3 separate regions of the Homo sapiens genome follow, and all the other regions are linked to region 1. The links are chromatin contacts, found by Hi-C or POLR2A ChIA-PET in ENCODE. All regions are on one chromosome and are shown on one strand. Each heading gives the region's core, a stretch centred on a gene start or an enhancer-like site at or near the end of the contact. The rest is flanking DNA. Distances are from core to core; before and after follow the strand shown. Region 1 overlaps LOC105376205 (a long non-coding RNA gene). Region 2 overlaps LOC105376208 (a long non-coding RNA gene). Region 3 overlaps LOC105376208 (a long non-coding RNA gene).

Region 1 (3,964 bases), core at 376-2,875:
GCCTCCTTACTTTGCAATGGAAAAAAATTAGGTCACACAAAGTTGAAAGCTATTGTAAAGGAGACCAGAACTTGGGTGCCTCAATACCTAGTCCCATGGTCTTCAGGGCATGCATATGAGATCCAGAATCAGGTCACCATGGCTCTGACTCTGGATCTGCCCCCAGCCATCAATCTGCACTATTCTAGAAGCTTCCTTCAGGTTGTAGGTTCTATAGCTCTGAGATAGAGTGGCATGCACTGTGTGTGCACGTGTGTATGTAGTATGCGTCCATTCAACAGCAAATATTTATCGAGTGCTCCATTTAAGGCCCTGGAGATAAAGCAGTTCACAAATAGAGGAAGCCTCTCCACTGTGTCTCTAGGGCTGACTTTCACTACAGAGAGAGCCTCATGCACAATTTGTGCCTAGACTCAAAGGTAGGATGTGTCCTGTGCACACCATCAAGAGCTACAGCCCTTCTCCGGGTCTCCTTGTGCTTCACAGGGGTTTTGGACAAACCTTATGGGAGCATTTCCCCAGCCCCAACCCATGCCCTGACTCCCGCCTCCCATGGCACCCCAGGGTGCTGCTTCGGGCATTTGGTGCCCCGCCTTGCAATCACTGACTTCCTGAGCAACCTGAAGAGGGACTGTACCTACTTCACCTCTTAATCCTTAGCACCTGGTGGATGCAAGCTCCCTAGGAACTCCCGTTGAATAAAGGGATGATTAAATGAAGGCACCGATTCTCAGTTTCTCTCATCTGTAAAATGCAGGTGATAACTATCTGGATGACTCCTGATTTTCCTCCAGATCAGATGAGACATAGGAGATGAAAGGACCTTGGAACTAACGTGCTGTTCTTCCCAAGATACAGTTCTTATTATCCCCCATAAAAATGGCACCAGCTCAGTGTCTCTGAGAAAGGACTCAGCTATAGAGAGCCTCGGTTTTTATCCGGGAGTGTGTGCTTGAGCATGAATATGTGTGTGAGTGTGAGTGTATATGCTGGCCTGGAGAGCCAAATCGACCCCATAAGAAGATGTAATTTCAAGGAGGCTTCAGGGAACCCAGACCTCCTCCCTGTCTGTCCCTATTTACAGGGACATATGGCTGCCAGGCCAGCAGAGCCCCAGAGGAGTTCAGCCCTCAGCCGAGGACAAAGGGAAGGACGGGAAAGAGAAAGCACCCCCAAGAGCCCTTGTCTCTCCATCGTCCGTCCGTCTGTCAGCGGCAGCCAGTGGCTTGCCAGGCAGGACGGAAGCGCTGCCCGGCCATAAATGACCGCTGGCTCCAGGCTGGCCACCCGCCCTGGCCGCCCGCACGGAAGGGCCGGACTTTACCCAGCAAATCGGGAAGGAACTGAAGCCTCTGAACTTGGGACTTGGGCTCCGTCGATAAGGCCAGTGGACAAACAGAGGGCAGGGACCAGGGCTCCCCTTTATACACACAGAAGCCCGGCTCCAGGCTGATACTGCTGAGATCTTTGCCCTTTAGTTCAAACAGGAAATCTTAAAATGGAAAATGAGCTGCGTAAGGAAGGGGCGCGGCCACTAGCTTACAGGGAAGACGGAGCAGGTTGTTCGCCAAAGAACGTTTTGGCTCCACGCGGCCTGGGGTGTTTGGGAGGGGTCAAGGGTCTGCCTGGGGAAGGGAGAAGGCAGCCTGGCAGGTGAGGAAGCCCTATAGGCAGCTGTAGGGCGGGGGGAGTGTCAGAAACCTGGGTCTGAGCCACAATACGCAACTGATCCGTGGTGTGGCTTGTGGGGAATGACTTCACATATAGGAACCTCAATTTCTCCATCCATAAATGTGGCTAGCCATACCATCCACCTAGAGCGCTCACAGAGGATCTGAATGAAGTCATGGTGTGAAAGTGCCATGCAAGTCACAACCCTACATCCTGGCAAGGCCCTCCCCAGAAGGAATTTCACAATCACAAGGGGAAATCCAGAATAACATCTCCAGCCCCCCATGCCACCCCTGTACACCCCCGTGCTGGCAGTTCAAAGAAGAGAAAATTGGGAGAAGAGAAATAATTAGAGAACGCCAGCAGTCTCTCTGCTGAGGTTTCCAAGTAATTATTCACCTGTAAATTACTCCTCTCACCTTAATTCTATCTCCAGATCCTTTAGACAAGGTAAATTCATTTATTTACATCTCTAACTATCCTGCTTTGGTAAACATTCCAACAAGGTTGGATGGCCCATTAAAGAAAAAAACAAGTGAAGAAGCGAGGCAAGCAGGAGAGAGAGAGATTAACTACTGGTCATTACTGGCATTTGCAGAATTACCTCCAAGGGTAATTAATGAGGAATCATGCCAAAGCAAACCTCAACTTGAGCCAAAAAGGAACCCATCACAGCCAGGTGGAAACTACAGGCGGCCCCACTTGCAGATGGCCCTCGCTTCTCACCTGCAGGATGGGACCCTTCCAGGAGGCTCCCCTTAACTCCTTCTGCCTCAGGCAGTGGTGTGGGCTGCACCTTCATTTCAGGAAGAACTCTCCTTATCTGGTGAGGTCACTTTTGACTCACCCCTCTCACTCACAGACCAGCAATCTTTCTGGGCCACCCCCCAACCCAGGCCTGGCCATTTCTGGGCCTGGCACATCTTAGCTGCTCAATAAACAGATGGCTAGGCATGGCGGCTTATACCTGTAATCCCAACACTTTGGGAGGCCAAGGCAGGAGAATCACTTGAAGCCAGGAGTTCAAGACCAGCCTGGGCAACATAGACAGAACCCATCTCTATAAAAATTTTTAGTAGTGACACGCACTGTATTCCCAGCTACTTGGGAGGCTGAGGCAGGAGGATCACTTGCACCCAGGAAATTGAGGTTATAGTGAACCATAATTGTACCACTGCACTCCAGCCTGGATGACAGAGCAAGATCCTGCCTCTAAACAGACAGATAGTAGCTGCTGAGTGAATGGATCAATGTACTATTCATTCTAATTTCCTAAAGCCTCTTGAACTTGCCAAATTTCAAAGTCACCCCCCCTCCCAAGATTAAACTCACCATCCTTTTTTGCCTGAACCAGAGCCTCCAAAGGGCCTCTCCGCTTCTAGTCTCTCCTCCTTTCCTCCTCCACACAGATTTAACTCTCAAAAAGGTAAACTGAAAAATCAAGCAAGATAATACTTCAGCTCCGACCACTGAGGAGAAGGGCGGGGTTAAGAGAGTGGCCCCTAGAGTCAGATAGCCTGGGTTGAAGTCTGGGTCAACAACAGACCACCTGTGTATACTTTGGGTCAGTTACTTAACATCGCCGAACTTAGTCTTCTCATGGCTTCTTCACCTTAAAATGAGAATAACATCTATCCCACTTACAATGGCTGTTGAGTGCATTATGAGTTAATGAAGAAATGCCTTGCACCTGATGAACACTGGCTGTTAGCAGCAGCAGGGAAATTAGTCTCATCAGCATCGTCCTTACTAGAAATGCCTTCACTGCCTTCTCATTGTCCTCACATTAAAGCCCAAGCACTTTAGCATGTCAAGACACATGGAGTTCACAAGGACAAGAGCCTGATTCCTGTCCTGGTCCAGAGTCCAGCTCAGAGAGCCCTCAATAGATATCACGAATGGATAAATAAATAAATGAAACCAGGCCCTGCTCTCTCTCAGCCTCAATTCTCACCACTTTCCCACCCTCCCTAGTCCAGCCATAGAAGCCCTTGCAGTTTCCCAAATGCTACGTGCTCTCTCAACCTCAGCTCTTTGCACAGGCTGCTTTCTCTAAGAATGCCCTTCCAGGAATCCAGGCACTGCATCCCAGGACCCAGGCATTCACAGACGACAAATGCAGAGAGGCGACCTTAAATGGGCTCGTCTCTCAGAGGTGTATCCCATTTTGGACAGTGAGTGAGCCAGAGGGTTGGACCTTTCAACTGGCCTTTTAAAGTTCATGTGTCTTCTAGAAAGAGCTTTCTAGTGGCTTTGAAATATCCAACAACCCCATGAAAGGGGAAGATAGATA
Region 2 (3,964 bases), core at 751-3,250, 210 kb before region 1:
GAACCCTCCTGACCCCTTCTCCAGTCTCCCCTGCCAGATCATTCAATCATAGTTTTGCTTTTTTGAGAAAAAATCTAAAAATGCCACATATTATAAACTGTATGAAACATGTGAAATTGACTGATGGCGATGTCTTCATTATCCTGAAGTCCTAAAGAATTATGGAGCATCAGTAAGATAAGGCTGTAACAAATAAACAAAATGTAGTTAAGAAATAAATTTTCATACAATAAAGTTTGGAATAAGTAGAAACTAAAATAAAGAATAAAGAAAAGTGCCTAATAATCTAATATGCAAAGACTGTGAAGTATTTGACTAACATTTACTTGAAGATACAGATACATATTTTACATATATAATCTATATAATATTATTTCAAATATATAAATATGAAATCAGAGTATGTAGCATGAAATAGTACATCTTTTTGTTTTCCACTAACATTTAAGCAGACACATTTTCTCATGTGTATTCTTCCATTTTCATACTGCTGTAAAAAACTGCCCAAGACTGGGTAATTTATAAAGGAAAGAGGTTTAATTGACTCACAGTTCAGCATGGCTGGGGAGACCTCAGGAAACTTACAATCATGGTGGAAGGCAAGGGAGAAACAAGGCACCTTCTTCACAAGGCAGCAAGAAGGAGAAGTGCTAAGCAAAGGGTAAAGAGGCCCTTATAAAACCATCAGATCTTGTGAGAACGCACTCACTATCACAAGAACAGCATGGGGGAAACCATGATCCAATTACCTCCACCTGATCTCTCCCTTGAAATGTGGGGATTATGGGAATTATGGGGACTATAATTCAAGATGAGATTTGGGTGGGGACACGAAACCTAACCATATCATCATGCGTTGACACAGTCTCCATGGGTTTTACTGGATGCATAATACTTTATCAAAGAAATATTTATTTAATTAATCTTTTTAAACTATATATTTAGGTTATAACTGGTTGTTCACTTCTCTCATGGCAATTCTGTCATGAGCAACTTTGAAAGTAAAGCTTTAATTAGAACATTGAGATACATCCCCAGAAATGGAGTATGAGTCTATTAGGTATGAATATCACACAAATTGCCAAATCCTTTCTGAAATGCTGCAATCGCTTCATCTGCAGTGCATTTTCCTTCACTGTCCTCAGGGCCAGCTTCATAGCAGTGCAACCTGGGCAGCCCCAGAGAACCCTCACTCAGAAGGGCCCCATGTTTGGTTTAATGCTTTGTTGGCACCATCTTGAAATTCTTAATAGTTTGAGCTTTGAATATGTGTTTTCTAAGCAAAATCTGATGGAACATGGGAACATACAGGTTACCAGAATAGATTCAGGCAATCTGTGTGCCCCCTGTTCCCTGCTGCCATATTCACATGGAGTGCCAACCACGCCTCGTGAGCACAAAATTCCAGCAGACCCACAGCATGTAGAAGTTCAGTGAGGTTCAAACAAGTATGAGGTAAGAGTGTTATTTCTAGAACTAGGTAAGCCAGGGGGTCGGGGGCTGGGGGCACTGGCCGTCCTAAGAGACCATACTTTTTATTGAAAGCAGAACTTAACTTCAAATGGCCAACAAGCCCTGTCATATGTTTTCTTGCTTGTGTTACTTTCCTGTTTCGGGCAATCATTTAGCCTGGTTTCCTTTTAGGCCATCTTTACTCATCAGTGAGCCAAAGGTAGACAGCATTGGTAGAATGTTCACATATCAAGAAGTGAATTTAAAACAATTGAGTTAGTTTTGTGCACCACTTATACTGTTCTAGTAAGAATGAAATGCATATGCATGTACAAGCTACAGAACATATAGTTCAAAGGTAATGCAAATACAAAATGTAATTTCAGTAATTCTGCACAGGAGATTGAATACTCTTTCTAAATGAATCCAATCAGTTTGAGGGAGCCAGAGCGGGATTTTACTAGCAGCAATCTTCCTTCTTCCTCTTCCATACCTCTTCTAACTGCCTTCTGGCTCAACAGCAGGCTGATAGCTTTTTTGCACAATCTAATCTGTGACAAACCACCAGGCCAGCTTCTCCAGATAGTGACAGATTAATAGCAATGTTGGTTTGAGGGCTAGTCTTTGGTAAAAGGCAACTAGGCTAACATTTCTTTATTGCTATGTGCTCTATGACTCTTAGGTTCTTTATTTACTTGCTTGCTGGTAAATTTTTACTGCCTTGTTCTGCCAAATATTGTTCGCCTTTGGATTAAGGCCTCATTTCTGAAATACAACTTTTGAACTTTGGACTGCAGTAAAATCACTATTGCTATTATGAGTTGACTCTTTATAAAATTACAAAGTTTTTCAGGATAGAAGTTTGGAGAACAGTAAAAAAAAAAAAATTACAAAGTTTTCCTTCTAAGGACATTATTATAGCAAGAGATTATCTGGTAGACAGTGTGCAAAATCTTCTTAGGCTGATAACCCACAGCCTGGAGAAGAACCAACCTAACCTCTACGGCAGAGGGTGAAAGTTAGAATCAACTGAGAAGCTTTAAAAAGCAAGAATGCCTGAGTCTAACTCTCCAACATTTTGACTTAATTGGTCCTGGGTGCATGCTGGGCACTGAGAATTTTACAAACTTTGCAGGTGTTTCTTTATGCAGCTACAGTTTTGAAGCTGCTTAGAGCCACTGCTCTAATATCTCATCTGTTTAAATTCACAGGAGAAAATACACACAACTAGGTCAGGCAGAATGTCCGCTTCTATATCATCAGGATTCAGCCAATAATTCTGGAGCCCCTACTGGCTGACTAATACTAGGCCCTTTGGGAATTGCAAAGATGAATAAGGTAACTCCTCTGTCTCAAGAAGCTTTCAAGAGATTGGGCAAGTGATGATCAGCAAGCTAGTCTGAGAGAAGAGAGAGTATCTAGAACAAGATATACCCATGAGCCAATAGGAGACTCTACCTGTGCATTGCCTTTGGAAGGGAACTTCTGGGGTCTCTTTACAGAGGAAGTGTTGGGTCAGATACTTGTGCATTAGGAAGAAGAGCAAAAAAAATGGCACTCACATCTGGAGATTTTGTCCAAATCCATCCCAAAGCTTCACCACTAATAAAGGCAAAATAAACTTCACCACTAATAAAGGCAAAACAGAAAATGTTTGACTCAACTTATTTTTTTTTTTTTGAGACGGAGTCTTTCTCTGTCACCAGGCTGGAGTGCAGTGGTGCGATCTCAGCTCACTGCAACCTCCACCTCCCAGGTTCAAGCAATTCCTCTGCCTCTGTCTCCCAAGTAGCTGGGACTACAGGCATGTGCCACCACGCCCGGCTAATTTTTTGTATTTTAGTAGAGACGGGGTTTCACCATGTTGGCCAGGATTGTCTCAATCTTCTGACCTCGTGATCCGCCTGCCTCGACCTCCAAAAGTGCTGGGATTACAGGCATGAGCCACTGCTCCCGGCAGACTCAACTTTTTAATAGTAATGTACTTTTCAACAGCTACACAATCATTGACTATCAGTGCATACTAAATAAGGAAAGAATGATGAGGGGATGAAGATTAGAAATCACTCTTTCCCCAGCAGGTTAAATGAACAACAACAAAATCTGTATCTTTGTCTAGATGTGATGGCTAATCTCATGAGTCAACTTAACTGGACCATGGGGTACTCAGATCTTTGGTTAAACATTATTCTGTGCTTATCTGTGAGGGATTTTCTAGATAAGACTAACATTTGAATTAGTAGACTAAGTAAAGCAGATTGCCCTTAGGCCTCATCCAACCTGTCAAAGCCCTGAATTGAACAGAACAAAATTTGCCTGATTGTCTTCAAGCTGGAACACAGGACTTCTGCCTTCAGACTCAGACTTGGACTGGAACTTATACCATCAGCTCTCCTCGGTCTCAGACCTCTGGACTCAGACTGCACTATACCATCAGCTCTCTCTATAGAACTCAGACTAATACACTATCACAAAAAAAGTTTCCATGCACATTCACGTTTAATTCTCATAA
Region 3 (3,964 bases), core at 516-3,015, 180 kb before region 1:
CTGCAAGTCAGGAGCTCAGCACCTCCCATCCATCTGCCTTACCTCCCACAATTTAACTATTACCCTCACCGCCCACCCCCAAGATCAGGACAGGAGAGAAGATGCTGGGATTGTATGCGTGCTTCTGTGTTGGCCTTGCAGTGAGAGATGATCAAGAAATACTTAGAAACTCTATGTGCATGCAATTTGGGTACCTCCTGAGTGTGAAGAGCTCATTGATCCCATTGCAAGTATTGGTGGGCCATCAGATGAAAGCTCCAAATTCATAGTCCCCCTAAGAAAACCACCCCATTAAAACACTAATGAACACACTAGCAGGAAGGGAATGGAGGAGAGAAAAGGAAGCAGATGATATTCTTTCAAAACCAAGGATTCCTCAGTAATTCTTTTCCAGGTTTCCAATTCTAGCTCTATGAGAATCATCCACTGTTATCTTGGGGAAGTGACTTGATCTTTCTCAAGTGACTTCGTCTGTAAAAGGGTGGTAGTAATACTCATCACTGGGCATGGTGGCTTAACACAGTGCCCAGCATCCAGTAGGACTTCAATAAATGGTAGGTCCTTTCATTGTCCTTCTCTGTGGAAACAAAGGCTAACAGAACAGAAGTCCTGGAGCTTACAAGAAACTCTAAAAATGAACAAGTTGGAGCCAAAAGGAGGCTGGGAGAGTAGGAATCTTTTGAGCCCTGTAGCATGATGGGGATGAAACTGGTGGGGATGAGGAAGAGAATGAGGCTAATGAGCAGGAAGGGATGGGAATAACCAGGCAGCAGCAGCAGCAAGCACAGTACCTCTGGTTTAGAAGGCTCTGGCCTCTTCCTGCAGACGAAGGGACTGGGGCTCCTGGCAACCTTTGCTGCCTGTCGCACTGTGAGATGAAAGAGACACCGAGGGTATGGGAGGGGGATTGAGAATGAGAAAGGGGCCCCACTTTGGCCCCAGCCTCTAGCGTGACAAGTAAGAGGAGAGGCTCTGGATTCTAGTCCCCCGCTCCCCTGTTTTCTAAGTTATGACCTCCGTAACCCCAGGCAAGTCAGCTTACATCTCTGAGCCTCAGATACCTCATTTGTAAAATGGGCATAATGATAATTCATAACTCAGAATGTCGCAGAAATGGTTAATTGAGGGAAAGTTATGTAAAGCACTTAGTATAGTTTATTCATTTAGAAAACACTCAGAAGTTGTCGTTATTGCTCTTATTATTATTATTATATTTTATCTTAATGATTGTTACAGGGCCCCTGTGAAGTCGCTTTTATGCAACTCTTTTATGCTCTTTGAAAAGTCTCTGTAACAGAATCCCGCATTGTGGCTCAAAATGAGTTAATGCTGCCAAACGTCAAATGGGGTTGCATTCATTGCTATTCACTGGGCCACTCTGAACCTCAGTTTCCTCATCTGAAACCCAGGATGGTCTGGACACTGCAGGGTTATTGGGAGGACTCCACGAGGCAGGAAATGGAAAGTGGCAAGCACCAGGCTTGGCACAGAGAAAGGCTTGAGAAATGGGAGTTCCCTTTCTTTTCCTGCTGGCTTCCTGGGAAAGTGCACAAATCCAGGTTAAGGACCCCCTGGGGCTTCTCTGGTCACCTGACCGGAGAGTTAGGGTGGAGAGCAGGAAGGGGGTGGTGTGATGTGGAACAGGTCAATTTCTTTTTCCCTGTGACCCTGCAGTTTGGAAACACACTCCCTATCTGTAGTGCTATTCTCCTGCCGGTCGGTCCCACCGTGGTCATTCCCAGAACAATGGCAGGATACAGGCCTGTGCTTACGAGCAATGGCATGCAGCCGTTTGAGCCAGGTTGAGTTGGACCAGGCCAAACGGGGCTTATCCTAGGCATAGAGAGGGCCAACAGCCTCGACATCAAATGCAGCAGCCTCCTGCTGCGGCCCTGGAGTTTTCACCTACTGCAATTGTCAGGGAGATCCAAGAGTTAAGTCCAAGGAGTTAGGGAGTTCTTGGAGACCTGGCCGAGAGGTGACAGAGGGACTCAAGGCTCCCTGGAGCATTGATTTGAGGGGCTCCACACTTGCAGATTTCCCTCCCACTCCTATGGGCACCAGTTGGAGTTTGGATTCCTAGTGTACCCTAACAGATCTTTACCAGACCCTATGCTTTCCCTGATGATAATATAATAAGCTGCCAGTTTTTTACTGGCCAATTACTAAGCACAGTCAAATCATTATTTGCAGATTCCATATTTGCAAATTTGCTTACTCGCTAAATTTACTTATAACCCCAATATTAACATGTGCAGTGTTTCGGCATTTTCATGGCTGTTCACAGACAAGCACAGAACAGCAAAAAAAAATAGTTGCTTGATGCACACACACATTCCCAGCTGAGCGAGGCCATGCTGTACCTTCTTTATTTTCTTTTATTTTTTTTTTCCAAGATGGAGTCTCACTCCGTCACCCAGGCTAGAGTGTAGTGGCGTGATCTCAGCTCACTGCAACCTCCTCCTCACGGGTTCAAGAGATTCTCCTGCCTCAGCCTCCTGAGTAGCTGGGATTACAGGTGCATGCCACCATGCCCAGCTAATTGTTGTATTTTTAGTAGAGATGAGGTTTCACCATGTTGGCCAGGCTGGTCTCACACTCCTGACCTCAGGTGATCCACCCTCCTTGGCCTCCCAAATGCTGGGATTATAGGTGTGAGCCATCACTTGCGGCCCTCTACCTTTTTTTTCAGCTCTCATCCTATCAACAGGTGTCCTTTCTGCAGTCTATTTAGTGCCATAAATTTCACTTTTTTTTTTTTTTTGCTTTTATTGGAGATTTTACTGTTTGAAATGGTCTCCAGATATAGTGCTGAAGTGCTGTCTGGTGTGTTTAAGTGCAAGAGAGCAGTGATGTACCTTCAGAGAGAATATACATATTAGATACGCTTCATTCAGATATGACTTAAAGTATTCTTAGGCATGAGTTTAATATTAATGAATCAACAATGATATTAAATAAGGTACCTTTAAAAAGAAACACACATACATCATGGTTATGTATTGATCAGTTGACAAAGATGTTGTGACCAGAGATTTTTCAGGAACCTAATCCTGTATTTCCAGTAAGAGCAATGGCTCACTATTCCAGTAATTCAGTGTTTGCAGTGACTTTATAGAACATAATTGCCTCAGAAAAATGGAATGCCACTGTATTTGTTATTTTATGTAATCCTCCAAACAGCCACGGAAATAAATATTATTGTTTCCATTTTACAGAGGTGACAATTGAGGCAGAAGGAAATGGGCTTTCCTAAGGTCACCCTGCCCAAAAGTGGATTAAACTGATCTGCCTGTAGTGTTTGCATCCTTCCCCCTGCACTGGGCTGCTGTTTGAGGGACTACTTCCCAGAGGGCTGGTGTGGCTCTCACATTCATATGAGCAGGATGTGTGAGCAGGCCCAGAGCACTGAGATACAGCCTTGTTCTCACCTTATGAGGAAACTGAAGTCTGAAGAGAGCAAGTGTTAGATCCAAGAGACTCATGGCGGCTGACCAGAGACCCACTGCAACATTTGCATCCTCTGCCTTTACTAGAGAGTACTACATGAAGTAATTTTGGTTCCTAAAACCTCATTTTGTAAGATTCCCATGAGCCTTTCTTTGGGGGGAAAATACTGACTTGTTTTCTTTTTTCTTTTTTTTTTCTTTCTGAGACAGGGACTTGCTCTGAAACCCAGGCTGGAGTGCAGTAGTTTCATCACTGCTCACTGCAGTCTTGATCTCCCAGGCTGAAGTGACTCTCCCACCTCAGCTTTCCGAGTAGCTCGGACTACAGGAGCATGCCACCAAGCCTGGCTGATTTTTCTGTATTTTTTGTAGAAATAGGGTCTCACTATTCTGCCCAGGCTGGTCTCAAACTCCTAGGCTCAAGCCATCCATCTGCCTTGGCCTCCTATAGTGCTGGGATTACAGTTGTGAGCCACCATGCCTGGCCTGATTTTCTGAAAAAAAAAAAAAAAAAA

Evidence for each region. A loop is a pair of places that touch in the nucleus more often than their neighbours do. ChIA-PET counts read pairs that join two places held with the same protein, here RNA polymerase II (POLR2A). Pooled maps may share reads with other maps.
Region 2: a map of Caco-2 shows a loop between it and region 1 (2.6-fold over the local background). The contact joins two enhancer-like sites. A Hi-C loop is called at or near these places in 1 of 168 maps with a recorded cell type or tissue (Caco-2). POLR2A ChIA-PET finds 5 or more read pairs at or near these places in 2 of 52 experiments (IMR-90 and endothelial cell of umbilical vein).
Region 3: a loop to region 1 is called in a pooled map, with 4 times the contacts of the local background. The contact joins two enhancer-like sites. A Hi-C loop is called at or near these places in 2 of 168 maps with a recorded cell type or tissue (PC-9 and endothelial cell of umbilical vein) and 4 of 50 pooled maps. POLR2A ChIA-PET finds 5 or more read pairs at or near these places in 1 of 52 experiments (A549).

What each region holds. Positions count from the first base shown.
Region 1 is chr9:107,585,217-107,589,180 of GRCh38, reverse strand. It overlaps LOC105376205 (a long non-coding RNA gene), which reads right to left. Exons shown (of 9, transcript XR_930217.2): 4 at 3,004-3,102. Among named protein-coding and RNA genes, the nearest start is that of KLF4, 97 kb to the right of the region's middle. RefSeq lists enhancers at 780-1,304, 1,305-1,830. Within about 2 kb of position 1,625, at least 21 of the 41 ENCODE cell types and tissues checked have a DNase peak (open chromatin) inside an H3K27ac peak, as active enhancers do.
Region 2 is chr9:107,792,552-107,796,515 of GRCh38, reverse strand. The region is part of intron 2 of LOC105376208 (a long non-coding RNA gene); the gene reads right to left. All of the region lies in intron 2 of LOC105376209 (a long non-coding RNA gene), which reads left to right. Among named protein-coding and RNA genes, the nearest start is that of KLF4, 300 kb to the right of the region's middle. Within about 2 kb of position 2,000, at least 2 of the 41 ENCODE cell types and tissues checked have a DNase peak (open chromatin) inside an H3K27ac peak, as active enhancers do.
Region 3 is chr9:107,766,165-107,770,128 of GRCh38, reverse strand. The region is part of intron 2 of LOC105376208 (a long non-coding RNA gene); the gene reads right to left. All of the region lies in intron 2 of LOC105376209 (a long non-coding RNA gene), which reads left to right. Among named protein-coding and RNA genes, the nearest start is that of KLF4, 280 kb to the right of the region's middle. Within about 2 kb of position 1,765, at least 5 of the 41 ENCODE cell types and tissues checked have a DNase peak (open chromatin) inside an H3K27ac peak, as active enhancers do.